Linked DNA regions of Homo sapiens: region 1 is linked to region 2. Evidence: chromatin loops called from intact Hi-C (ENCODE). Cell type or tissue: dorsolateral prefrontal cortex. All regions are shown on one strand. Region 1 holds the start of LINC02317 (long intergenic non-protein coding RNA 2317). Region 2 overlaps TTC7B (tetratricopeptide repeat domain 7B).

The links. Peaks named below come from ENCODE experiments on the same cell type or tissue, not always from the same donor. Only the 100,000 strongest peaks of a DNase experiment are listed, where the experiment ranks them.
Region 1: a loop joins it to region 2, with 2.3 times the contacts of the local background. A loop is called at or near these places in 2 of 110 quality-filtered maps.

Annotation. Positions count from the first base shown.
Region 1 is chr14:90,453,199-90,455,698 of GRCh38, forward strand. LINC02317 (long intergenic non-protein coding RNA 2317) reads right to left here and starts at 1,919. Exons shown (of 3, transcript NR_146492.1): 1 at 1,899-1,919; 2 at 1,553-1,706. LINC00642 (long intergenic non-protein coding RNA 642) reads left to right here and starts at 2,032. Exons shown (of 4, transcript NR_033986.1): 1 at 2,032-2,180. RefSeq lists enhancers at 663-1,280, 1,207-1,501, 1,281-1,898. In dorsolateral prefrontal cortex, a CTCF peak has its summit at 1,241; DNase peaks (open chromatin) are centred at 313, 548 and 1,323; H3K4me3 peaks cover 972 bases; H3K27ac peaks cover 2,500 bases.
Region 2 is chr14:90,701,175-90,703,674 of GRCh38, forward strand. All of the region lies in intron 5 of TTC7B (tetratricopeptide repeat domain 7B), which reads right to left. Among named protein-coding and RNA genes, the nearest start is that of TTC7B-AS2, 5.1 kb to the left of the region's middle. In dorsolateral prefrontal cortex, no CTCF peak of the experiment used is centred here; no DNase peak of the experiment used is centred here.

The DNA of each region.
Region 1 (2,500 bases), 250 kb before region 2:
GGAAGCACATGCTCTTAAGCCACTGGATTTGGTGGTTTATTGAGTATCACTGTGACCATAGGCAACCGAGACAGTGAAGGTAGAGAGAATGGAGAGGCAAACATGCAGAGGAGGGACAGTGTGGGAGTGCCTGGTGGGGGATGAGAAGCCCAGAATTTCTGATTCATACGGGCCTGATGGCAACCCCAAGTTCCCTCAAGCCAGGAGGTCTGAAGCCTGTGTGGCCAGTGACCTGCCCGCTGCCGAATGATGGATTAAGCGCATGTCTGATGTACCGAATTGGCCACCAGACTGCTGGTTGGATGTCTGCCAGGTTCCCTCACAAGCAGGCCTGCCTGATATGTTTTCTCAGCCTGTTTTTTCCTATTTGCCAGAGCCCAGGCCTTTGAAACTGCTATCACAAGGCTGCTTCCACTTCCCCCCGTGGATCCTGGTGGAAGTTTCTTGATGTTGAGCAAGAACTCCCAGAAACTCCTGGAACCTGCTTCTCAGCCATGCGCGCCGGCGCAGCCCTGCTGTGTGGCCTTAGGCGCCCCTCTCCTGCCCCCGGGCCTCCCTCCACTGCGTGACCGGCCACATGGCCATGGCTGCTGCTCTGTGCCTGTCTCCTCATCTGTGAAATGAGGATACAGTCATGGACCTCATGGCGGGGGTGCGGGGGGAGGATGGTGGTGGACGGAGGCGGGGCAGGGCCTTGGACTACTGTGTGCAGTTTGGATTCCTCCAGGCTTAAAATCGGCTTCCATCCCCAACTCTCCAGCTCCCCGTCTCCACCCAGGCCATTTGAACGATCTTGTTGAAAAGCACAGTGGTTTCCAAAGCAAATCCAAGTCTTGTGCGGCTCTGGGCTGAGGGTCCCACGCTTTTCACCCAGACCTATAATCATCACAGATGTTTAGAGGAGGTGGTAAGTACAGAGCTGCATGCTTTATTTCTGCTGACCCAGGCCCCCACCCTCCTCCCTCCTGGGTACCAGGCTGCCTCCCAGGCTAGCGGGGCTGGTGCCTCTGTCTCCTCCTAACACTCCTGAGATTTGCATCCCCGCAGACGCCAGGCGCGGCGCTGCCCCAGGAGGTGGGGTGTTTAGAACCCGCTCCCCGGGCTCGCCCAGGAGCTTTGTGTTTAGTAAAGGCAGCAGTCAGTTCCCTGGTAGGCTCAGGGAAGGACGACAGCTCCCGGCTCAGTCCTCAGCCTCCAACCCCCACTCTTCAATCTCCTTCCCAGACCAATGACCCCCTCTGCGGGAGAACCTGCGGCGAAAGGCAGAGCCCCAGAGCAGGGTCTGGAGTGGCAGGACCGGCAGCCAATGAAGGTGAAGGCCGAGCATTACATCATCACCGTGGTCTCCCATTGGTTTACATCCTGGGCTTCCTGACTCCGCCTCCCAGCCTTAACAATGGGCCTCTCTGCTCCCCAGGCTTCTGACCCTGGTGCCAGCTTTGCCCAGAAGGCCACAGTCGGGCAGAGTCCTGGGCTAGGCGGGAGCCCGAGGTCTGGGCTGAGCCACTAACTAGGGGTGAGGCATAGTGTTGCCAGGTGTCATCTTCCTCACCTGCAAGAGGAGAGGGTTCCAGCTGTTAATCTCGGGTTCTGCCGCAGTTCACCCACCACCACACACTCGCCCATGAACGTCCTCCTCGCAGACCCCGGGGACCCTGGCCGGCCAGGGGTCTGGTCTGCCATGGGCTCCCTTTCCTCCCCAGAGCCTGGCAGGAAGTGAACATATGGAATGATGGTTAATGTTAACTGATGTTTTCTAAAGAGCACACACTGGGCTAAGCCTTATACATTATTTTATTCGTGTCCTAAATATTAGCCCCCCACGCAGCCCTAATTGTTCAGAGACAAGCACTGACTCTGAGGCTGGGCCAGGTTGAGTGATGGCCAAGGCCACGGACCTGGTGAGGGGGACAGTCAGGATTCGAACCCAGGCGGCTGGCTCCAGAGCCCTTCAAACGATGCCATGGGAATGGATGGGGGTCACTAGCCTCCCTATTGTGACTCGTTTGAGCTCTTAGCCCGGCGTGTAGTCTGGCGGGAGCCGTCCCTGGATGGGGGTCACTAGCCTCCCCATTGTGACTCGTTTGAGCTCTTAGCCAGGCGTGTAGTCTGGCGGGAGCCGTCGCGGCTGGCTCGGCAGCTCCAGGCTATTCCGAGGAACAGTCTTCAGAGAGCCTGGGGTGCTGATGGGGAAAAGCTGTTGCTGAGATTTGACAAGTTTGGTCCTGAGATGTCAGAAAGGATTTCAGCTCTTCTGCCACCCCAAGGACGGTGGCGCGTAAATCACAGTGAGCTGGCTTATGTCAGGTCAACTGTGGAATTTGATCCTAGCGCATTGCTCCCTCCTCTTCCTTGCCTGCGTCTCTCCCTCTCTCAGCTCTAGTTTGAGATCAGCACAGATTCCCTGGGTGATTTTTGAGAAAACTGCCTCCTCTTTAGGACTTGGCATCCCCTAACCTGCATCAGGAAAGGGTGGCGACAGATACTCTCACACCCAGGG
Region 2 (2,500 bases):
GAGATGAGAACAAGCAGGCGAGGCTTCCGGATGTCTCACCTCAAACCTTATGAGAGCTGTACTGGGCTTAACAACATTTTTTGGACTACCTCAGCAATTGAGGCTTCCTCGTGACAAAAGCAGAGTCAATTATACATTTGGTCAGCCGGCCAGGCAGCACACAGTACAGGGAGTAGGGACTACGGCCCAGGCAGTGTAAGTGGCACCAGACACATAAAGTCAAAGAAGTCACAGAGAGTGGCTTCTTGGAGTTCATACTTCAGGGGCCAGGACAGGAACACATAAACAAGTCCTTCCAACAGGCGTGCACAAGGCCTAAGAATGAAAAGTGGCCAGACTGCTCTGACAGCCCAGCCAGAAGAGCAACTCGCCTGCCCTTCACCTGTCCCCTCCACTCCCCTAAGCTCCGAGTCTCTGAGAAACAGGAAGTGTAGAAAGCCTTGCCCCATCTCACATCCTTCCTTTCAACCTCTGGGAATGAGTCAAAGAATATCAGTACTCATTCCAAAAGAAACGTATATATATATATATATATACACACACACAAATATATATTTCTCTCTCCATATATATCTGTGTGTGTGTGTATATATGTGTATATATGTATATGTGTGTGTGTGTGTATATATATATATATATATATATATGGAAAGAGAGAGAGAGAACACTCATACCTACTATGCACTAAGAAGTGAGGCACAGTGAACGCAATGGTAAGCCAGTCAGCAGACGTGAGTCCTCATGAACTTGTATTTTAATGATGTTCAGTTTAACCCTAATGGTATCCAAACACACTTGGACTCCTCAACCTAATAATACTTAAAACAAACCAATCCGAACTTATCTATCATATAAGGATTGTCCTTCACCCGGGAATCCATATGTTTATCTATATACCCGAATGTAAAGAGACAAAATAGAGTCATGGTTACAGACCCTGGAGCCGGACAGCATGAGTTCAAGTCCAAGCTTTGCCATTTATTAATTGTTGACCTTGGGCAAGTGCCTGTGCCACAGTTTCCTTATAAAATGGAAATAACAACTGTACCCACCTCATTTAACCATACCCACCTCACTGCTGTAAGAATTAAACTAGTCAGTAACAACTGTATTGCCCTCATTGGGTAACTGTACCCACCTCACTGTTGTAAGAATTAAACTAGTCAGTAACAACTGTACCCACCTCATTGAGTAACTGTACCCACCTCACTGTCGTAAGAATTAAACTAGTCAGTAACAACTGTATCCACCTCATTGATTTGTTGTAAGAATTAAACTAGTCAGTAAATGTAGGAAGTGCTTTTTAAGTATTTGCCATTATTACTTCTGTTAGCCTCAAAACTCTATCATTGTTTTAAAAAAAAAAAACTTTTGGAATTCTGGAATCTGTTTTCCAGTCAATTTATAGCATATGAAAATCTGCTTTACTTCTTTGAAGTCATTTAATTTTGAAGGAAAAAAGATATTCCCCAGTTTGATTCATTGATCCTCTTTGCTATTTACTGAAAGTCTACCATGTCCCAGGAACTCCCTATGTAATTCCCAGGTCTGGCTCACAATGACAAAAGACAACCCATGTCAGGTAAGAACAGTAAAAAACTTTCTCTGGGGCCTTGTGGTCACCCTCCTGGGAAATGATGTGACATCTCCTAAGAGTGCTGGTGCCCCTGACGGGGGCAGGGGAACAGTCTCCAGCCACGGCTTTGGGGTGGGGCACGGACAGATGACCGCGTGTCTGGCAGGTGTGAATCCTGACTGCTCCATCACACTTAGCACAGTGAGCGTGTGGAGACTGTTCTGAGTTCATCAAGAAGGGCCAGATCACACTAAAAAATTTGAACTCAAAAGTGAACCACTAAAGCTTTATGAGCCCATAACACAAAGCTGGAGAGGAAAGCTCGCCACTTCCACTGGGGAAGTGTCTGCTCCAGACCTGGCCAGAGCTGGAAGACAAGCATGAGGGCGGGGTCCCCGTCAGCCTGCTTCATAAGACGGGGCTCAATTAGCTGCACAGAACACTGATGGGCACAGGCCAACAATATTCGTTTTTAATAGTCCAGAAAAGTGCAGAAAAAAGACAATCTGGAAGGTAAAAATGTCCTGCTAACAAAATGACTTCATTCATCAATTCTGAGTGGCAAAGTCACATAGGAAAAGAACTTCTGGCCACCCTGTCCATCCCCTCGACTGGGCTATGGAGAGGAAAAAAAGGCAGAAAGGATGTCAAGGGGAGGAAAGTCCCTCCAAACGCACCACAAGCACTTGAGCTGGAAGTTCGAGTGTGAGGATAAGAGTGCAACGTTCACTTCCATTCAATTGACAGGAGAACTGCATTTCCAACACAACTCTGGCGACCACATTTCAAAGCTAGAACAGTGAGAAAAAAATCCAAGGGGATCATTTGAAAGAAAGGGAAAAAAAAAGACCATTACATGTGCAGGGGTCAGCAGTCCAAATGGCTGCAGAAGCCAAGCAGGTAGCAGAGGTGGGTGAAGACAGA